Linked DNA regions of Homo sapiens: region 2 is linked to region 1. Evidence: chromatin contacts called from ENCODE Hi-C or POLR2A ChIA-PET data. All regions are on one chromosome and are shown on one strand. The core of a region is the stretch at or near the end of the contact, and the rest is flanking DNA. Distances in the headings are between cores, read along the strand shown. Region 1 overlaps LINC00970 (long intergenic non-protein coding RNA 970). Region 2 overlaps LOC107985745 (a long non-coding RNA gene).

Region 1 (5,614 bases), core at 892-3,391:
ATCCCTTGGCCAACATCTCCCCAATTCCACAGCCCCCTACCTCTGGTAACCACCATTTTACCCTCTGCTCCTTTGAGTTCAACTTTTTTAGGTTCTACATATAGGTGAGATCATGTAGCATTTGTCTTTCTGTACCTGGCTTATTTCACTTAACATAAATAATTCTGAAACTTTTATTAAAAATGTTAAAGTCAGTATTAATCACCAGACTTAAGAATAATATGTGTAATAATATAACTAATAGAGGATGACTTGCTTAAGGAAATTACACTTAGCTATAATTAAGTGCTTGCCCTACAAATCCTTCATCTAATGATTCTAAATTATTTTTCTTTCTTTTTTCTTTAATGTAAGCCATCGATTTTAGAAACTTTTGGGGACATTGCTGGTGATAAATCCATCATGGCTCAAACTAGTTTCATTACAAACTAAGAGTTATAATGGTGGTGACCTTGTTGCACTGTGAAAATGATCTACTATCTCCTCTTTCCCTTGTGTCTCTGTGGAAGAGATGTCCCTTTTCCAGTCCCTGGGTACAGACCCTCTCTCTTCCCATGTTTGCTGGATGCTGCCTCATGATTTATCCTGTCTTTCCAGATTGTCTTTTTCTCCTTTTCTAGTGGTTCTACTACCCTGGTTTCAGGAAGGCTCATCTCTATTCTACGACAAGCGACCTGAGAGAAGGGGCTGTGGGCTATTTATTTTTGCATCTCCAAACCTACCTAGCACGCTGTAGGGGGTGAAAATACAATTATTTTTAGAATTAATATGTGATTATAAGGATAACTTTGATTTATTTTTCTTCTTAATCTGACTTAGTGAATGGAAACAAGTTAACCTTAGCCAGAGTTCGGCTACGCATTCACTGAGTGCTTAAGTCCCTTTATTGTGGTAGCTGTGACTTGGTTTTAGCTCCTGTGCTACCAGAGGGATGATTGTGCAGGGAAGAGGTGGGAAGAGATGAGTAGAATGCTTTTTTGGGTCATTTTTGTGCCTAACTTATCTCCCGGAGACAGAAGCAGAAAGAGAAGTACCGTAGTATCTCTGTGTTAACGCACAAAACCCCATCATCTCTTATCAGTCACGAATCTCTCTACCAGTTCAGCTTTCTAGGCCCTTCATTAACACTCACCATCCCACAGTCCTCCCTGCAATATGGTTTTCCTGAAAGGGGAGTCCTGACAATAGTCCATGCAACCCTATGCAGTCTACAAGTTGCTTCTGAGAAGAACTTGGAGTTACAAAATCTCAGCACGTAGCAGGCTTTGTTTCTTGGGACAGTCAGTATCTCCTCCAGAACAAGCCATTTTAGGCTAACCAGAAAACAGATCTTTCTTTCTTTCTTTCCTTCCTTTTCTTTCTTTCTTTCTTTCTTTCTTTCTTTCTTTCTTTCTTTCTTTCTTTCTTTCTTTCTTTCTTTCTTTCTTTCTCTTTCTTTCTTTCTCTCTCTCTCTCTCTTTCTTTCTTTCTTTCTTTCTTTCTTTCTTTCTTTCTTTCTTTCTTTCTTTCTTTCTTTCTTTCTTTCTTTCTTGTCTTTCTTGCTGTCTTTCTTTCATCTCACTCTGTCACCCAGGCTGGAGTGCAGTGGCGCAATCTCAGCTCACTGCAACCTCCGCCTCCCAGGTTCAAGTGATGCTCCTGCTTCTGCCTCCCAAGCAGCTGGGATTACAGACGTGCGCCCCCACGCTTGGCTAATTTTTGTATTTTTAGTATAGACGAGGTTTCACCATGTTGGCCAGGTTGGTCTCGAACTCCTGACCTCAAGTGATCCACCTGCCTCAGCCTCCCAAAGTGCTGGGATTACAGGCATGAGCCACCGCCCCCAGCCAGAAAACAGATTTTCTAAAAGTGCTATTTAAGGTATTGTACATAAAATCACACATGTGTCATGAGCTGCAAAAGTGATCACCTCTGACCAAGAGAAGTGAGAAAAGAAAAGCTCAAACATGAGCCCTGAGTCTGGGAAGCCAGAATGGGAATTGTGTTTGGTTCACTGGAGAGAGGGAAAAAGAAAATAATCTTATCTGTCTCCAACAGTCCTGTCTCTCCTCAAGGCCATGCAAGTACAGATAATTCTTTTGAGCCAGTAGAACTACAGAGCCCTACGCACTCTTTTGGCTCCACAGTGGTCTGGCTGAGGCCGTCCCCCCAGTCTACTCCCCCAGCCGCATGCTTTTAAGCATGAGTGACCAGTGGGCCGGAGGTGCAGTGGTGCTGAGATTTGCAGAATATGGTGACATGCCAGTGATAATCGAAGGAAAGGACAATGTGTAGCTGAGAAACACTGACATCTGAGAAGTGTTCTACTCCAGTGACTCCCTAAATTGGTGGTTGATTGCAGTTATTCATAGCAGCACTAATTTCTTTTCTTGCCCTCTCTCCTTCTCTCTGGCCAAACAGTTTTAAAACAACATCAAAGGAATGAAAGAAAAATGCCAGAGAGCATCAACTTGAATCTCTCCACTCTAGCATGCCTAAATTTATTTCGTTTTATGTTTTTGTGTGTTCTAATCTTTTAATCTGTACAACAGATTAGTTAATGATATAAAAGGGAGCAGAATCCTTTATATAAATTTTCCAATTCAGCCAAGGTCAAGGAGATATTTTCATGCGGGTAGGGAAGTTCTGGCAATGTAGTGATGGTGTTTGTGACCTTGGCAAAGTGACCTCATCTCCATGTGCCTTGTCTGGAGTGGCTGAGCTCCGCCTTGGCCTGCAGAAAGGAATGGCCCCAACATATCTGTGGGAGTGTTGATACTAATAGTTAACTGGATACACTCTACTTTTGCTTTGTAGTGGTTAATATTTCCCCAAACTTTTCTTTCTTTAAAAAAATTCAGACCTACAGAAAAGTTACAAGAATAGCACAATGATGTTCATTTACCCTTTATCTAGATTTACTAATTGTTAACATTTTACCACATTTGCTTTTTCTCTTTCTCTCCACACACTTGCATGTTCACACAAATATTTTTTTGATAAGCCATTTAAGAATTCATTTCACAGAGAATTCAATTACTGTTACCTAAATATCTTAACACATGTCTTCTAAGAACAAGGACATTCTCCAACATAGCAACAATACAAGTATCACATTCAGGAAATCTAACATTGAAAACATAATATTATTTGATGTATAGGCCAAATTCTGATGTCTCCCAATTGTTCCAACAGTAATATTTTTAAAAATGTTTTTTCTTATTTTTCAATCCAGGATAGAATCAATAATCATTCATTCCATTAGCTGTTCTATTTGTTTAGTTTTTACAAATCTAGAACAAGGCATGGCGCCGTGGCTCATGCTTGTAATCCCAGTACTTTGGGAGGCCGAGGCGGGCGGATCACGAGGTCAAGAGATCAAGATCATCCTGGCCAATATGGTGAAACCCCATCTCTACCAAAAATACAAAAATCAGCCAGGCGTGGTGGCGGGCACCTGTAGTCCCAGCTACTCGGCAGCCTGAGGCAGGAGAATCGCTTGAATCCGGGAGGCGGAGGTCGCAGTGAAAGGAGATTGTGCCACTGCCCTCCAGCCTGGCAACAGAGCAAGATTCTGTCTCAAAAAAAAAAAAAAAAAAAAAATCTGGAATAGTCCTGAGCCCCTCTTTAAAAACAAATTTCTTATCTCCGTAACTTTTTTTTTTTTAATCTTTTGCAATTGAGTCTCGCTCTGTCACCCAGGCTGGAATGCAGTGGCCTGATCTTGGCTCACTGCAACCTCCACTTCCTTGGTTCAAGTGATTCTTCTGCCTCAGCCTCCTGACTAGATGGGACTACAGGTGCACGCCATCATGACCGGCTAATTTCTATAGTTTTAGTAGAGACAGGATTTCATCATGTTGGCCAGGCTGGCCTCGAACTCCTGACTTCAGATGATCCACCTGCCTCAGCCTCCTGAAGTGCTGGGTTTACAGGTGTGAGCCACTGTGCCCAGCCTCACCTTGACATTTTTGAAGAGTTCAAGCCACTCTTGAACTGTTTTGTAAAATGTCCCTCAATATAGATTAATCGAAGTGTTTCCTCATTCTTGGATTCCAATTAAACATTTGGGGCAGGAATACTGCATATATGACACTGTGCCCCTCTCCATGCATCACCACAGCAGGCACAACATAGCACAGAGTTACAACACTGATGTTCACTTTGATCACATAGTGAGGTCGGTTCCACCAGATTTCTCCATTTGGAGATACCTTTTATTCACTCCTTTTTAAAGTTAATAAGCAACTTGTGGAGTAGTTTTGTTTTTTTGTTGTTGTGTGTTTGTTTTGTTTTTTTGGGTTTTTTTTGAGACGGAGTCTTGCTCTGTTTCCCAGGCTGGAGTGCAATGGTGCTATCTCGGCTCACTGCAATCTCTGCCTCCCGGGTTCAAGCGATTCTCCTGCCTCAGCTTCCCGAGTAGCTGGGACTACAGGCACGCACCACCACACCCAGCTAATTTTTGTATTTTTAGTAGAGATGGGGTTTCACCATGTTGACCAGGCTGGCCAGGCATGGTGGCTCACGCCTGTAATCCCAGCACTTTGAGAGGCTGAGGTGGACAGATCACTTGAGGTCAGGAGTTGGAGTAGTATTTTAAGATTGTTCACTGCTGGTGGTTTCTTGTATGCTCATTTTTGCTATTGCAGCAAATATTTTATTTCATTTAAGATTTCATTCATAACAATTATTTTTTTAAAATCTGACAATTCCGTAATTTGCAATTCTTGGGTGTCTAAATCTGTTGTCACTAGTGGTTTGACTTCTTGTGTGCTTGGTCATCTTCACTGGTTCATCACTTGAGCTTAAAGAGATGTGAGTCCTATGGGTCTGACTTGGTGACCCTTCCTCCAGAGAGGGCTTGACTTTGACTTCTGCCAGTAGAGGCACCACTTGCAACCCTCCTTGTAGCTTTTGACTTTGAATGAAAATGCCAGGTTCAGCTTCCCTGCCTCATTGTTCCTCCAGGATTCACTCTGTTTTCACTACAGAGAGGCAATTGGGAGCTTGCCTCCCTCTCTATTTAAAAATAGGACTTATAGGAATCTTAAGGTCACTGTTCCATAACAGCCTTACAGGGAGCCCAAGGTGGAGAAAGACTTAGCTCAGAGAGATTTGCAGCTGTGGCTGTTTGTCTAATGGGATAAATTATAAGTTAATATGCCAATAGTTCACAAAGTTTTTAAAAGAATCATATTAACTTGCACAGAAAGGAACAGAAACAGTACAAATGAAAGTCTGAGACCTTTGGACTCCCCCTTTATTACTATAGACAGGGAGCTGGTTGAGAAAACCACTCAGCTATAACTGGTGTTCCAGTTGATTGCCCCAGCTGAAGACCCAGCCAACAGTCAGTATTGACCACCAGACATGTGAGTGAGTCTTCGGAAGATTCCAATCTCCTGTTGTCAAGTCACCCCCAGGCTTCAAGTCTTCCCAGCTGACAGCTCAGATTGTACCACAAAGATAAGCTGTCCTTTTCTGAATTCCTGACCCACATATTATGTGGGTATAGTAAAAAAAAAAAATTGGTTTGTTTTTGTCTTAAGTGTTGAGTAGTTTGTATGACAGCAATAGGGACTGGAACATTGAATATAGTTTGCATCTCACAGGAACATATGAATGTTTTTTCTAC
Region 2 (5,614 bases), core at 1,041-3,540, 650 kb before region 1:
ATAATGATGATAACAGTAAGTAATGTGATTTCTTTTAAAAGTTTTTAAATCTTGGTTGAGTGCTGTGGCTCATGCCTGTAACTCCAACAATTAGGGAGGTAAAAGGCAGGAGGATTGCTTGAAACCAGAAGTTTGAGACGAGCCTGGGCAATACAACAAGACCCCATCCCTAATTATTTTTTTAAAAGTAGCTGGGCAGAGTAGCATATGCCTGTAGTCCTAGCTACTCAGGGAGCTGAAGCAGAAGGATTGCATGAACTCAGGACTTTGAGGCTGCAGTGAGCTATTATTGCATCCCTGCACTGCAGTCTGGGTGACAGAATAAGTACCTATCTCTAATAATAATAATAATAATAATAATAAAGTTTGTTAGGTTAAACTTATCTTGGCATCCAGTTATCTTAGTAGGCATCCAAATCCCTTTTTAGGAGAAAGCTATCTTTTTTTGATAAGCCTCTAATATAGCAGGTGTGACCCTACAGACGTAGTGTTGGCAGGAACTCAAACAATAGTAATATGTAATTAAGGCACTCTGTGTTAAGAAAACTTAGAGGAGTTAATTTTCTCTGCTCCCGTGAGCACATGAGAAGAAAAAAAAAAAGAGAGAAGGTAATGAAAGTAGAGAGAGAAGAACTAGAAATGTGAGAAGCTGAAGAGCTCTGTGGCGGGAGGGGTAGGGGTGGCAGAAGCAGCCTGGCCTCTGGGGACTAGTATGGATTTAAACAGCATGACTCCTCCTCTGCATCACACTAACCTCTGTAACATCCCACTAGGAATACAAACCCAGACCTGTATTTAGGTTGCTTTGAAGGAGGAGTTTAAGGTGAAGGGGCTGCTTCTTTAGTTTGGGAAAGTGGATATGAAGAAATAGCCATAAAAGGCAAAATTGGGACAAAATATTTTGGTAGAAACAAAATATTTAGAAGAAAATCGGTGCTATGGTGAGCATGAAAATTAAGCTCTCTGAGAATTTTGAGAACTCTTAGAGAGGGTTTGCGGCCAGTATTTTTAATTCATTTTATCTGGATTTTAGAGAGATGGTACCTGACATCTGGTTTACATTCCTCATAGCATTTAATCCCCGGCCATAGATGGTATTGTCCTCATTTTAAATTTTAAGAAACTGAAGCTCAGAGATATTAGTTTGTCTAAGTTCATATAGCTAGACAGTGTCTATAGAGTTACTGAATGTCTGTTTAATAGATAACGAAAGGTAGTTTAAAAGAGCTGTGTGTCTAATGCCATAGAGAAAAGGGAATAAAAAATTACTTAGAATAGATTTGGTTTCAAACACTCTTGCTGAAGTGGGTAGTCCAAAAGTAGGCAGCCAGTTCTCAATTCACAACAAAATCACTCTTGAAAGCAATTTTGAGAGAATAAGCTATGTCTCTTGATTTCAGCATCCTCGGAACTGACCCCTATGTCAGGAAGAAAATAGATCAAAATAGTTGTTCAATGACAAAGGACACAGGCATGTTTAGCAAAAAGAGAGGCTTAAGGCATGGGACAGTTGTCTTCAATTAACCAATTAAACATTTGCTGAAAATGTACGACTGCAAGACATACTACCAGGGGCTATGGACACATAAGGGCAGAGTTCCTATCCCTGGGGATCCAGCATCTGGAAGGGGAGGGAAGGTAAACACCCTGAACTGCAAGCTAAGGCTGTGTGTGCTATGGCTATGCTAAGTGTGCAAGCTCAGAGATGCTGCGGCTCAGAGGAGGAAGAGATCACTTGGCAAAGGGCAACAGAATTCAGAGGCAAAATTAGATCCTAGATCAGGTTTAATTAGAAACCAGGAGGAGAGTCTAGTATCTAAGACAAAGGTATTGAAGTTAGAGATGTTGGACAGGTTATACTGCCTTGGCAGAGACCTGGGGATGAAAAAGAGATAGAGTGGCTTTCAACTCTAAAGCTTATAAAGTTTGTACTCTAGTTTCTGGGAAAACTTGAGCAAGAGTGGAACAGGATCACAATGGTATTCTGGGAAGATTAAGGTGTCAGAGGGTTTAGGAGTGGAGATAAACGGAAGCAGGGGAGACCAGTCAGTGAATGTAATTATTCAGGCGTGATGATGAGGGTGGGGCCAGGAAGGTTCAAGTGTAAACCATTGTGAAGGCTTTGGTCTCTGACTAGTTGGGGTCAGGGAGGGGGGGGGTTGGCTGGGAGGAGGTGTAACAAAGTATTCAGAAAGGAAAATATAAAACAACAGTTCTGGCTAAATATGACTTATGCAAATGTTCCATTTTTCAAAGATCTTGTAGGAAAGTCCCTCCTTTGTTATATTTCCTCTGCATGAACTTAGCTGTTTAATTCTTAATATAAGAGAGAGTCAAGGATGTGGCCAAATTGCCTGTGGATTCACAAAGACCAATAGCGGAGACTGGGAATAGGAAAAGCCCCACATCTAAGGCTTTTAAAAATGTAGATTTGAATCAGTTCTGACCCCTTAAAAGAAAGCAATCTGAGTTTAGTTTCAGAAATGCAGTTTTGACCAAGACCCTAACGCAGACTGGCCGACCCTGTCTCAATGTACCAGGAAGTCTCCAAAAATGCCTCTCCACTGGGCTCGCCTTTGACTGTATAATCAGTTTCATGTGGATTTGGAGTAAACAGGCAGAATGTATAGTTGATGATGCACAGACTTGCACAATTGTGCTAATTACTTCTGGAGCATTAAATGAATATTCTAGAGAAATTACTATCCCTTTAGAAAGTATATACCCATAGCAATGGTTTCCAAACTTTTCTATTATGAGGAACACTCATTAAAGTTAAAAAATATTACAGAAGAAAAGTTATATTTTACTACCCGATAATTGAGAAAAATACAGATGTGCATATAGATTAAAACCAAAAAGGATTTCTTGTTCTGAGAAAAGTTAAAGCCTAGAGATTTAAAACCACTGTTCCTATATCCAGCGATATCTTTAAATATCTTTTATCTTCAGTAGAATGTATATTCACTTGCAATTCACATGCAAAAATAGCTACAAGTAACTCAGGGCCATCTTCTCTTGGACTGTAATGGGAGGAGGCTGACTAGATAACATCTAAGATTCCTTCTAGCTCTGATTCTTAAAGACTCTATGACTTAGGTGTCCTTCCCATCCCTTTGAAGTTTGAGAGCAAATTGAGCAACATTGTGGCTTCACTAAGCTCTGTAACTTGGACAAGTTACTTAAACGTTTTATGCCAGTTTTCTCATCGGTAAAATGGTGACAATGAGGGTACATCCCTCATATGGCAGTTATATGGCAGTTGTATAATACATGTAAAGAATTTAGAACAGTGACTGGCAAATAATAAGCACTAAATAAATGACAGCTACTGGTATAATAATGGTAATAGTTATTATTATTATTAATTTCAGAAGACCTGTGCTTGTATCTGGGTTCTAGTATCTAGTAGTAGTGTGCTATTCTAGTACCCTTCTTAGACTTGGGCAAGAGTGGCCCCTACTCAGGACCCATGCTTTAGAAGTCCTCACTCTGACCCTCCTCCAGCACCCTTTCTACTGTGGGAGAAGTTCACAGAATTAAGAAAACCTGTCTTCTGAGGCCTCCCTTATAGACCACACTACTGAAACCGTCCCAAGCTTGCTTCCAGAACTTGTATGGACTTTTCCAGGTTTTCCTGAGGATGGGCTGTGTCTCTGTGTATGCACAAGGGTGTCCCATTTTGTTTAGGGTTTGGACTTGGAGGCTGGGGTGTTCATACATGTATGTGAAAGGTGATTTAGTAAAGAGAAGGTGGGTGGACTGAAGGCTGGGGACCAACTCACTATGTGCCTCCACATTTCAGTGTGGACTCTGAAGCATCAAAGATTTCTAAATTCGAACCCCAGCTCATTAGGAAGGTATGTCTGTCAATATAGAAATTGGAGCACATTTTATTTAGCAGTTTTAAAGCTTGAATTAAAATGCTTAAATATCTAGTTATAGGATATGTGGGCCTTCATTTGTATCTTTGCTTCATTCTTTACAAATAGTAGAGCTAGCTTTTTTTTTAACCCTCAGGCTCCTCATGTGTAAAGTGGAATTAATTATGGCTGCCTCATACAATTGTGGTGAGGATTAAACATGACAACATATAATAGCACCTAGAACAATATATTCAGTAAATTTCTCTTTTTCTCTGGATTACACTTGATTTCATAGACATATGTGTACTTTACTCAACTATTAGCCAATTCTACTACAGATGTAACATGAACAAAAGTAGACCATATAATAGACTATGAAGCAAATGTCAATAAATTTCAATGATGTAGAATCATACAGGTTAACTGTTCTACTTGTTATAAGTTAATAATAAAAAGGTAAATTACTTAAAATCCCAATATGCTTAATAATTTAAAAATATTTAAATAACTCATAAGTTCAAAAGTCACATAGCTCTCACCACAAAAAATGATAAGTATGTGAGATAATGCATACATTAATAAGCTAAATTTAGCCATTCCACAATGTACATATATTTCAAAGCCATATGCTGTGCACAATAAATATACACAATTTTTATTTGTCAATTTAAAAAGTTAGTTTTTAAAAACCAAAAAGAAACTTTAAAGTATTCTAATTGAATAGAAATTAGACAATAGAAATATCAACAATTTGGGGTGCAGCAAAAGAATAACAAGGAAAATTTGTAGTTTTAATGCTTATCCTAAAAAAGCAAAGCAAGCTAAAAATTAAACACCCAACTTAAGAAGTTAGAGAAAAATTGAAAGAATAAACCATAAGGAAGTGGAAAAAAGAAAATAATAAACTTCAGAAGTTAATAGAAACAAGGAATAAGAGAAGATCAAAGAAGATAAAAAAATAGATGAACATCTATGACACTCATCGAGGAAAAAAGAAAAGTGGTATAAATAGACAAAATCTGGAGTACATAAAGAATATCTCTAGAGTAGGTAATTTTTTTAATTAAGAAAACATTAAGAATAACTTAATTAAAATATATTGGGTAATACTCAAAATAGCCAAAACAAATTCCCCAAAAAATTACTTGCCAAGGATTGTTTGCCAAATATTTCATAAGTCTAAAATATCCTTAATTTAAAAACCAGATAAAAATCGGCAAGAAGGAAAAATAGTCCAATCCCATTCACAAATATATGTGAACAAATCTTAAACATAATACTGTATAGCAACCAAATATAGAAGCAAATAAAAAATATAGCCTCATGCTCAGTTTAGGTTTATTTCTGCAATATGAGTGGAATTTACATTAGAAAATTTCTAACCATTAAATCACCATATTAACAGATTAGAGAAGAGAAACCATATAACCACCTCAATATTGCAAAAAGGAATTCACGATTTTTAAAATGGAAAGAAAAAACTTTCAGCAAGCCAGAAGAGGGGATTTCCCTTACTAAAAAGGAGTACCTTCCAAACATTGCAAGAAACATCATATTTAATGGGGAATCGTTTGCAGCTGTGTCTCTATAATCAGGAGTAATTCAATGATGCTGACTGACAATGTTGGCCATGAAAATGCATCACTGGCATCTCCTGTGGGGGAGCAGAGTTGACTGAGTTGACTGAGTTGACTGACAGCCCAGCCCCAGTTGCTACCCCTCTGGATCTAACATGACTTTTTTTTTTT

Evidence for each region. A loop is a pair of places that touch in the nucleus more often than their neighbours do. ChIA-PET counts read pairs that join two places held with the same protein, here RNA polymerase II (POLR2A). Pooled maps may share reads with other maps.
Region 2: a loop to region 1 is called in a pooled map, with 2.7 times the contacts of the local background. The contact joins two enhancer-like sites. A Hi-C loop is called at or near these places in 7 of 37 single-sample maps with no recorded cell type and 3 of 50 pooled maps. POLR2A ChIA-PET finds 5 or more read pairs at or near these places in 1 of 52 experiments (OCI-LY7).

Annotation. Positions count from the first base shown.
Region 1 is chr1:169,024,783-169,030,396 of GRCh38, reverse strand. The region is part of intron 3 of LINC00970 (long intergenic non-protein coding RNA 970); the gene reads left to right. Among named protein-coding and RNA genes, the nearest start is that of LINC00970, 59 kb to the left of the region's middle. RefSeq lists an enhancer at 5,405-5,464. Within about 2 kb of position 2,141, at least 4 of the 41 ENCODE cell types and tissues checked have a DNase peak (open chromatin) inside an H3K27ac peak, as active enhancers do.
Region 2 is chr1:169,677,372-169,682,985 of GRCh38, reverse strand. The region is part of intron 1 of LOC107985745 (a long non-coding RNA gene); the gene reads right to left. Among named protein-coding and RNA genes, the nearest start is that of SELL, 31 kb to the left of the region's middle. RefSeq lists an enhancer at 2,252-2,501. Within about 2 kb of position 2,290, at least 5 of the 41 ENCODE cell types and tissues checked have a DNase peak (open chromatin) inside an H3K27ac peak, as active enhancers do.